Linked DNA regions of Homo sapiens: region 1 is linked to region 2. A link is a loop called in an ENCODE intact Hi-C map of the cell type or tissue named here. Cell type or tissue: B cell. All regions are shown on one strand. Links, peaks and the distances in the headings refer to the core of each region. The heading gives the core; the rest is flanking DNA. Region 1 overlaps UGCG (UDP-glucose ceramide glucosyltransferase). Region 2 has its middle 33 kb from the start of SHOC1.

Region 1 (5,381 bases), core at 199-5,198, 110 kb before region 2:
TCCGGCTGTTCCTTTGTTTTTTAGGGATAAATAATATCCCATTGTCTGTATATGATCAAGTTTTGTCTGTACATTCATCAGTTGATGGACATTTGGGTTGTTTCCACCTTTTGGCTATTATGAATAATGCTGCTATGAACATTCAAGTTTTTATGTGGACGTTTTGTTTCCAGTTCTCTTGAGTATCTACCTAGAAGGGCTTTTGTTCATTTCTTATGTTTCAGGTTTATAGTAAATATGTACTATTTTTATGATCCAAAACCAATGTGTAACTTAAAGAAAATAAAACACAACAAGAATCAATGGGCTTGTAGGATGTTGATAAGATAGACTTGACAGGGTCACCTCTTGATTCCTTCCAAAAACTGCTAGCTTCTCAAAGTTTAAGGAAAAAAACAGGCCGGGCGCAGGGGCTTAGGCCTGTAATCCCAGCACTTTGGGAGGCCGAGGAGGGCGGATCACAAGATCACGAGTTCGAGACCAGCCTGACCAACATGGTGATCCCCGTCTCTACTAAAAATACAAAAATTAGCCAAGCGTGGTGATGTGCACCTGTAATCCCAGCTACTCAGGAGGCTGAGGCAGGAGAATCGCTTGAACCCGGTAGGCGGAGGTTGCAGTGAGCCAAGATCACATCACTGCACTCCAGCCTGGGCGACAGAGGCAGGTTCTGTCTCAAAAAACAAAAAGCAAACAAAAACAACAACAAAAACCCAAAACCAGAACTAGAAGATTCTAGAAGGGGAAAATAAAATTTTAGTATTTTACTCATGTGTAGAGAAATCTTTTGTTTTAGTAGGGTGAGGGTGGGGGGGTTGGGAGCATGAAATAGCAAACACCTTACTAACACAATGAGAGGGTGGAAAGGTATTAAATGACATATGTGCCAGAATTAATGTTTTGATTCTGGCTTGACTGTCAACAATAGACCTTTCCCGAGTGACTATTACATGAATGCACTGGAGGGAAGGGTACAAAGAGAAAAAAGCACAAAAAAGGACTACTAAGATATGCAAAGTCCAGGCCCCTGAAAACTGGAAATGACCTGCAGACACGTAAGTGAAATGCCTGACAAAATGAAAGGGACAAAATGTGGGCACACACAACTCTGGAAAGGTCCTGAATTGAATGTGAGTTGAGGTTTAAAGGAGAGTATGTTGACCAGGTGCGGTGGTTCACGCCTGTAATCCCAGCACTTTGGGAGGCCGAGGCAAGCGAATCACTTGAGGACAGGAGTTTGAGACCAGCCTGGCTAACATGGTGAAACCCCTTAAAAATACAAAAATTAGCTGGATGTAGTGGTGCACGCCTGTAATCCCAGCTACTCAGGAGTCGGAGGCACAAGAATCGCTTGAACACAGGAGGTGGAGGCTGCAGTGAGCAGAGATTGCGCCACTGCACTCCAGGTGGGTGACAGAGTGACACTCTGTCTCAAAAAACAATAAAACAAAAAAACCAACAATAAAGAAGGAGAGTATCCCCATAGACAGGGAAAGTGAGGATGAAGGGAGAGAAACTTTCAGGGCAAGGAAACAGCATGGGAGCAAGGAAGCTCTGGTTCCACACGGAAAAGGGTCGGCTGGTGAGAGTGAGCCATTGGGTTGGGGGTGGAGAGCTCAGGCTGGAGAGATGGTGATGTGAAATGAGAATAGAAAATTAAGGACCACCTTTTCCTGGGCTTGGAGTAAGGCTGAGGAACATGGGGTCAGAGGAAGAAGCTGAAGTCAGAAGTCAAGCTCCAAGTCAATGTAGAGACAAAGCAGGAAGTAAAACAAGCAATATAACCAAAAATAAGCGAATCAGAACAAAATGAAAAAGGGCAGACTGTGGGCAGGGCTAGGGTGCCCACAGCTGCTTCCGGGATGCCGATTATGCTGTTGGGAGACAGTCTAGGATAAAGTCAGGAGACTGGAAGATGGGGATGGACAATTCCCCTTCATCGTCTCTTAATGACCCAACTTCTTAGGACATTTCTCACAAATTCAAGTCAGGCTTAGTTTTTTGGCTTAGTATTACTGGGACCTTGGGTGGAAATGCATCGTTGTTGCAGTTTCCAAATATCTGTGCCCATCGCTTTCATGTCTTTTTCACACGCAGCCAAACCTAAAGCATCTGACTTCTGCTTCTTCCACTCTGATGAACTGGCTTCCTGGGAGCTGCCTTTCTTAAACTGTTTCCTTGGCATCAGAGTCATATGGGTGCTCTCAGGGTCAGGAGCAATTTCTGTCTTTGAAAGTCCCACCCCTTTGTCTCTCACTGTAGAAAATATATCACTGTGTAAAACAAGAAAAATCGTTCATAAAGAAGCTGTATTACTCCCACGCAGACACTTCATCTATCAACGTCTGAGACAATTCACTATGGCGGAGACCCACGCTGGCAACTCTACAGGGAGTTTCCTGCCCCAGAGTTCACCAGCCTCTTCTCATCCTTTACGGTCAACGGCCCCTCCCGTGACCACTTCCTTCTTGAAATCTCTCTTTCCAAGGCTACTGTGGCACTCCTTTTACTATTTCTTTCTTCTTTGGGAGGAAAAAGGCACTAACTGTCCCTATGCTCATGTACATGACCTCATCGAATCATCTCTACCACCTCAGGTGCTTTAGTATCTCCATTCTACATGGTTAAGAAAGCTTGGCTCAGAAAGATGAAGGAAGCTTCCTAAAGTCCCATAGCTACCAAAAAGCCCATTTGGACCCCAGGTTTGGCAGCCTCTTTTCCTAGATGTTTTTCTTCCATTGTCTCTCTAAATGGCACTTTGACTTTAGTTATAGTCACTGTCTCAGCCATCACCTCTAGGGAAATTACTCCCAAGTCACCACTTCTAACCCATTCCTTTCCCCTGCTCCAGAGCTGCACAATAAATAGTCTGCTGGATTTCTCCAGCATGTTCCTTAGGCTGGCCTGGTGTCCGTCAGTCATGAGGGGAAATGATAGAGGTTTCACATCTGGTGACAAGGGTTGGGAAACAAAGGTGGCATGACCGCAATGGGGTGTGCAGGCAGCAGAGGAGGGGTGCAGATACTCTCAGTCCTGTAGAAGAATAAATGATATCCCTAAATTGCTTAAATTAGATAATTACAAGTCCATGCTATTAGCATGGATGTCTTAATGATGATTAGTCTAAACAGCACAACCACATGAAACCATTCCAGACACCCACAGTCTCTGCCAATTTCTCTCGGAACTGAGGAGGGGCCATGTGAAAGGCTTAGCACATTTTGGTTCTTAGGAAACTAGCTGCTTAGGGATCTCTTAAAGATATGTATTTTTGTTTTTAGAAAATACTAGGATAGTGATTTTAAACTTTTTTCTAGGTATCAATATTTTTAAAGCAAATTACCCAACTAAACACATATCCTTGCAGCTCTGCAGAGACAGGTACTCACCATTTTGCGGTTTGCTTTCTTTTCACCGAAATGAACTTGATATGGTCGTAAACTATAACTTGAAATGAATAAATAAATAACTCAAGCACTAGATCCTGATAAACTTCAGAAGGAAAGGTCTGAACTATTTCCATTCTCATGAACACAGTCTTGTGGTATGCATCAATCTTATCAATCATGTATGTAAAGCATTTCACTTTAAATGAGCTTTATAGTAATTTACATTCTTGTTCTACAGGTTTGAATCTGGTTCTCTAGAACAATTTTTGAGTTAGGATACAGATGGTTATTAAAACTGTGATATTTTTCCCCCTTAAGGTCTAGGTAAATTTTCAAGCCAGTGTAAGCATAAATTTAAATGTGGTCCAGCGGAGAAATATACCACACTGGGACCAGATAGAGGGGCTACTCCCAGCTCTGCCACCAGCACCATGCCTACCTAACCCTATGATCACAGCTCTCACCGTGGGTGTCTCAGCTTCTTCATTCTAAAATAAGGGTGAGGGATCCTCAAGATCCACCTAGCTATGAAATTCTAAGACATACTCAACTTTGTGTTGATCATTTCTTAAACTGTAGGGTTAGAAGTACACAAATGAGAAGGAATGTTTGTTTACTGGGCCAGATCCCTTTTAGACTGTGTCTTACGGCTCCGATAACAGAATACCATAGACTGGGTGGGTTATAAACAACAAAACTTTCTCAGTTTTGGAGGCTGGAATGTTTAAGATCAAGGCCCTGGCAGATTTAGTGGCTAGTAAAAGCTGACTTTCTGGTTCATAGCTGGTCACCTTTTTGCCGTATCCTCACATGGCGGAAGAGGCAAGAAAGCTCTCTGGGGTTTCCTTTATAAGCATCAATCCCATCCTGACGGCTCTGATCACCTACCAAAGGCCTCACCTTGAAAGACCCTCCTCACATTGGGCATTAGGTTTCAACACAGGAACTACGGAGAGACAAAAATATCAGCTGAGAGCGGATTCTTTCTACCCCGGATTTGTTCTCCAGTTAAGAACATTCTTTTCTCATGGGATGGTGGTAAAACAGGCCTGTAAAGGCTTCCAGCTTGGGAGGGACCTGGCCTTGGAAAGTATGTAAGGTGCATCTCCCATCTGGGTCTCAAGTAATAATGCCACTCCATTCCTTCCTTTGGATTTACATTTTCTAGCCATTAGAGTGGTAAGATCTAAAAGGCTGAGTTCAAGCTGTGAGCCCGGGGGGAGAGGGGCCCAAAGGACCACTGGCTCTTTTCTAAAGGTCATTACGAGCCAGTCATTCTCACAGTAGAATCACGGGTAGAAGAGCTCAGGCCTCACCCAAAATAATTACACCAAAATCTATGTGGGCAGGGCCCAGGGTGTGTGTGTGTGTTGTGTACAGGGCCCAGGGTGTGTGTGTGTGTTGTGTACAGGGCCCAGGGTGTGTGTTGTGTATTTTTTTTTTTTTTTACAAGTTCTCCAGGTGATTTTAACAGGCAACCAATGTAGAAAAGCCATACTTAAGTCACAGGACTGCCTATGTCCTTATTTATTTTACCTATGGCTCAGGTAAAAGGAAGATTTCAAAAGGAATACTTGACAGAACTCTTCTAATAATTCTGATGTGAATGGTGGAACATGCTACTTATAAAAATACAGAAGAACAAAAAATACACTATTGCTAACGTTTTGATTGTATTCAAATTTTTATTTTTTGAACAAAAATTTAAGACAATGATTTTAAATAATAAAACATGGTATATATTCTAGACACTGGTTTTTTTTAAAGATTTATTAAATTTAGACTCCTATAGTTCTGTTGTGATGCTTTCTTCAACATTTATATTATTTCTTACCATTTTATCATCACTCCAAGCTTGCTAAACAAAGAATCTCTCTGTTAAGTGAAGTTTTACATTAAGGAAATACTCCACTAGCACACTGAACAAACCTACAGAACTGTCCTAGTTTATATTTACAAAACACAAGAAGTCTGTCCAGCCATTTTGGTTTT
Region 2 (5,381 bases), core at 325-5,324:
GGGTAGAAAACAGAAGAACCATCGTGAAGTCTGGATCACAAGTTAGAAATGTGTCAGGACTTTCAAATGCATATCCAGAAAAATCCTGGCCCCAGGGTGTTTCAAAGTAGGGAACCTGATGTGGATGGTGATGTCCACTCTGTACCTTGCCCTGTAAAACTTGGGTCTCTCTGCAGTGGGTTTCCACTCTGATTTGTAAACTTCCTGACCTTCCCATCAGAGAATTACAATCAGAGAACACAGGTCTGCTTCCTAGAACAAACAGTACCTCTGTGGAAATAAGAAAAAGGTGCCCTGTGCTCTGGGTCCTTAGCCTCATAGCTCAGCGAGCAGAGCAGGTGCTAGGTTTCTGCCCTGACTTACCTTCTCCAGGCATCTCTTTGCATGGCCGAACTTGCACAACCACACGAGGCATCAACCCTTTCTATTCCTCCTTCCAAGAACTCAGAGGAAGCAGTGGAATCTTTCCATCTGTCACACTTATGATTGCCCACAGAATCCCACCAACCAAATCAGGTATGGCTACAGGAGAGGGAGTTACTCAAGCAGATGCAACTCTTATGAGAATTGCTCAGTTTTTTGTTTTTTTTTTTGAAACAGAGTCGCACTCTGTCGCCCAGGCTAGAGTGCAGTGGTGCGATCTCGGTTTACTGCAACCTCCACCTCTTGTGTTCAAGAGATTCTCCTGCTTCAGCCTCCCAAGCAGCTGGGATTACAGGCATGTGCCACCATGCCCAGCTAATTTTTTGTATTTTTAGTAGAGGTGGAGTTTCACCATGTTGGCCAGGCTGGTCTTGAACTCCTGGCCTCAAGTGATCTGCCCACCTCGGCCTCCCAAAGTGCTGGGATTGCAGGCGTGAGCCATCGCGCTTAGCCGAATTGCTCAGTTTCAAATGGAGTTTGTTCCACTTGTTTCTAGGATAGAGTCTGAAAAAACCCCACCTCATCTCCTGATGTTAGCATCTTTCAGACTTTCCTAAATTTAAAGTTGGCATAGGATTCTTGACACCTTCTTATTGGAAGAGCGTCTGGCACACATAGCTCAAAGGATGTCTGGTGAGTGAAGGGAAGATAAGGAGAAGAAGGGAGGAAGACAGGGAGGGAGGGAAGGAGGGAGGGAGCAGCAGGGATGGTGAATCCTCTGTGACAAAGATCAAGTCTATGCGATGAGGTATATGGAACTTCAGCGTCTGCCTTGGGCCAGGCAGCATTCAGACAGCTGATGTGTGATTAATTGGGCTAAGTGGTATGTCTATGTAGCAATGATTTTCATATGTCTCTCCCCACAATCCCTGTCTGCAGGTCTGCAATTGTCAGACAATGCTTTAGTGGACGTGCTTGGCACCTGAGAGATACGAACACATCATTTAATAATATGCTTTCCGTGCATGATGCTTGACTAGTGAGCATTTATAATTCACTGAAAGGTAGGTTCTTCCCAAATACATGTGTTATTCTCAACCACAGCATCCGACAATGAGTGGAGAAAATTCCTAGAGTCAGGGTTACCAAATCCGGTGATGAAGGACAGAATGATCTGCTGAGAGAGTAGAGAGAAGAAACTCTCGAGAGCAAGTGGAGCCATGTCAAGAACAGGGCCAGCCTTCAGGGAAGTTGGCAGTGGCATTACCGACATGCCATTCTGGGGCAATCAGGGTGTTCACTCTTCACAAAGCTTCAGTGCTTTGGGTTGTGGGGTGATGCAATGGGTTGCTGTTTATCATTGGCACTCTCATAATTATTATCTGCAATAACACCGCCAACGTCATTAAAAATTTGTTGGGTTTCTTCCCTGTAAAATTGTCAACAGGATCTTTGGGCTTAGGCTCCAAAAGGCTGGCTCTTCTTAAAAATCCTTGCAGAGAGAGCCTTAAAAGCTTAATAACATATCAATTCAGCATTTAAAGATTAAAGTAGGTATGTTTTAATAGACCTTTTGAATAAAAAAAATAAAATTCATGCCTCAAATTTGAAAGGTACCAAAGTGTGTACTGAGATAAGTAAGTCCTCCTTTTACCCTGTCACCTAGACTTCCAACTTCCTTCCAAAAGGTATTCACTCCTTATGGAAAATTGTATCTGAAAGGAAGAGAAGGGTTCTAGCTGAATAATCAGAACCTCAGTCAAAATCTTTGCAAGGCTACCCATCCTTTTCTGGCCAGGCTTCTTTATATTCAGGAAGAAATACTAATAATTGTTGATTGCTGCCCCCAGCAGGAAAGCAGAAATTCAGATATGCCATTCAAGGCACGAAGGACTACAATACCAATGACCTCAGTGTTAGTGGATGTGAGAATTTATGGTTGTTAATCGACAATGGTAGAACCAAAATTCCGGTGTCAAAGCTAATGCCAAGAAAAGTCACAGAAACCCCACGGAGATACAGCTCCTCTCAAGACACACACACTCAGTGGCTCTGGTTTACATCCCCAGTAATTTGTTCAGGCTGCATGGTTTTTTTGTTTTTGTTTTTGATTTTTCTTTTTAAATAAATCTTTTGACACAGGATCTGGCTCTGTCACCTAGGCTGGAGTGCAGTGGTGAGATCTTGCTCACTGTAACCTCTGCCTCCCGGGCTCAAACCATCCTCTCACCTCAGACTTCCAAGTAGCTGGAGCTACAGGCATGCAACGCCATGCCCGGCTAATTTTTTGTATTTTTAGTAGAGCCAGGGTTTTGCCATTTTGCCCAGGCTGGTCTTGAACTCTTGAAGTCAAGCAATCCTCCTGCCTCGGCCTCCCAAAGTGTTGGGATTACAGGCATGAGCCACAGTGCTCGGGCTTAAACTTCCAATTTCTCATTCCATCAACTTTTGACGGGGCCTCTTGACTCCTACTCTATATAAGAATATTAACTCTTGTACACTATATTAATTCTTGTACTTTCTTCCTCCTTCCATGTGCCATTAATCTCTAATGTCCACATACTTTTATTTTTACTTTGTCAAGTTGATAACATATTCATTCTGCCTGCCAAGACATCCTTGGTTTTTCCCTGAGATGACTCTAAAAGTTGCAAACCAAACAACATTTCCATTAGTATGACCATGTAAATATTGTCCAATGCTGGGCCAGGTAGCATATTAGGACTACATTTTCTTCTTCAATGTCATTATGCCTAGACTATATAAAAGAAATTGTTCCTAACATCAAGGTCAGATGGCATCTATTTTCTTACACTATCAGCCAATTAAAATTATGCCACATTTTAGTTTGTTTGCCTTAAATAATATTTGTCTTATATTAATATTGCTACCCCAGCTTTTGCAGGGGTAACAGTTAAAGTACCTGTCTCTTTTCATCCTTTTATTTCTAACTTTTCTCGGTGTTTTTTGTTGTTTTTTTGAGACAGAGTTTTGCTCTGTCGCCCAGGCTACAGTGCAGTAGCACGATCTCGGCTCACTGCAACCTCTGCCTCCCGGGTTCAAGCAATTCTCCTGCCTCAGCCTCCCGAGTAGTTGGGATTACAGGCGCCTGCCACCATGCCCAGATAATTTTTGTATTTTTAGTAGAGACAGGGTTTCGCCATGTCGACCAGGCTGGTCTTGAACTCCTGACCTCAGGTGATCTGCCCACCGCGGCCTCCAAAAGTGCTGGGATTACAGGCATGAACCACCACACCTGGCCTGGGTAGTTTTGTTTTAGATGTGTATCCCAGACATACAGAGCTAGAATTTTTACAAACTCAATTTGGTAATTTTGTTTTTATATAGGGGAATTTAATTCGTTTATATATTTTGTGATTGATATATTTTAACCTAATTCTACCACCTAATTTGTGTTTTCTGTTTACTATAATTTTTCTTTTCTTCTTTTTTTCCTACTTGATAAAATTTCTGGTATTTCTCTTTTTTTCCCTTAATTAAGTAATTATTGTAGTTTTTTATTTTTTTTTTTCCGAGATGTTGTCTCCCTCTGTTGCCAGGCTGGAGTGCAGTGGCACCATCTCGGCTCACTGCAACCTCCGCCTCCTGGGTTCAAGTGATCTTCCTGCCTCAGCCTTCCAAGTAGCTGGGACTACAGGTGGGTGCCACTACGCACAGCTAATTTTTTTGTGTTTTTAGTAGAGATGGGGTTTTACCATGTTGGCCAGGATGGTCTCGATCTCTCGACCTTGTGATCTGCCTGCCTTGGCCTCCCAAAGTGCTGGGATTATAGGCGTGAGCCACTGTGCCTGGCTGATATTTCTATTTTTAAATTAAACTTGTATATACATCATGAGTTATACATATTTCTTATTAGTTTATAATAATTCAGTATTTGTATTATGCTCTTAACCGAAACACAGGTCTTAGGATGCTTAACAACCCATTAAATACTAGCTCTGTCTTCTTACTGTAATTTAGAGGTATAGCTTTAATTCTATTTTTTCTTTTCTTTCTTTTCTCCCCCTAAAATTACTGGGCTTCGATCTATGTGAAAAGACACAGAAATTAGTATTTTTAAAACAGGAAATAAACTTACTGACATTTTATTTATTGTTTCTTGTATTCCATGTCTTCTTTCTGTGTTCTTTTTTTTTTCTTGCTAAAGGACATCTTTAATGGATCTTCTTTTTATTTTTTTATTTTATTTTATTTTTTTTTTTTTTTTGAGACAGGGTATTGCTTTGTTACCCAGGTTAGAGTGCAGGAGCACAATCACTGCTCATTGCAACTTCTGCCTCCCAGGCACAAGCAATCATCAGCCTCTCAAATAGCTGGGACTACAGGCCTATGCCACCACACCCAGCTAATGTTCTAATTTTTTGTTGAGATGGGGTTTTACCATGTTGCCCAAGCTGGTCTTGAACTCCTGGACTCAAGCAGTCCTCCCACCTCAGCCTCCCAAAGTGCTGTGATTACAGGCATGAGCCACCATGCCTGGCCTCTTAATGAAGCTCTATGGATGGTGAGTTCTTTTGTTTTTTTGCATATCTGGACATATTTTCCCCCCACCCCCATTAATGAATCATAGTATGTCCGGGTAAAAAAAATTCTGTGCACGTGGTTATTTCTCATCACTATCATTACTGTTTTCTGACGTCCACTATTGCTGATATTCAATTTGCTGTTGATCTGTCATTACTCTGCAGATAATCATTCATTTGTCTCTGGGAGATTTTAAGATTATGTCTTAAATCTTTAAGATTTAATCTTTAAGACAGAATCTTAAAATCTCCTTAAAGCTTTGCAGTTTTATTATTATGTAGCTTGGTATTTTTATTTATCCTGCTTGGCACTGAAAATGCACATCTAATTTGTTCACTAAGTTCAGTTCCCAGTGCCTGGCACAAAACAGACACCTGATGAATATTTCATAAATAAATTAGTGTTTCTTCCGTTTTTTAGAAATCCTTAGCAATCTCCACTTCAAATGTTGCTTCTCTAAACAACTTCCATTC

Evidence for each region. Hi-C counts contacts between places; a loop is a spot of excess contacts. Peaks named below come from ENCODE experiments on the same cell type or tissue, not always from the same donor. Only the 100,000 strongest peaks of a DNase experiment are listed, where the experiment ranks them.
Region 1: it touches region 2 in a loop (2.9-fold over the local background); 3 of 110 quality-filtered maps call a loop at or near these places.

Annotation. Positions count from the first base shown.
Region 1 is chr9:111,935,043-111,940,423 of GRCh38, reverse strand. UGCG (UDP-glucose ceramide glucosyltransferase) reads right to left here. Exons shown (of 9, transcript NM_003358.3): 9 at 5,055-5,381. Among named protein-coding and RNA genes, the nearest start is that of MIR4668, 5.6 kb to the right of the region's middle. RefSeq lists an enhancer at 2,230-2,539. In B cell, for the core only: no CTCF peak of the experiment used is centred there; a DNase peak (open chromatin) is centred at 2,373; H3K4me3 peaks cover 1,036 bases; H3K27ac peaks cover 3,795 bases.
Region 2 is chr9:111,825,221-111,830,601 of GRCh38, reverse strand. No RefSeq gene overlaps it. Among named protein-coding and RNA genes, the nearest start is that of SHOC1, 33 kb to the right of the region's middle. In B cell, for the core only: a CTCF peak has its summit at 2,245 (motif pointing left); a DNase peak (open chromatin) is centred at 2,211.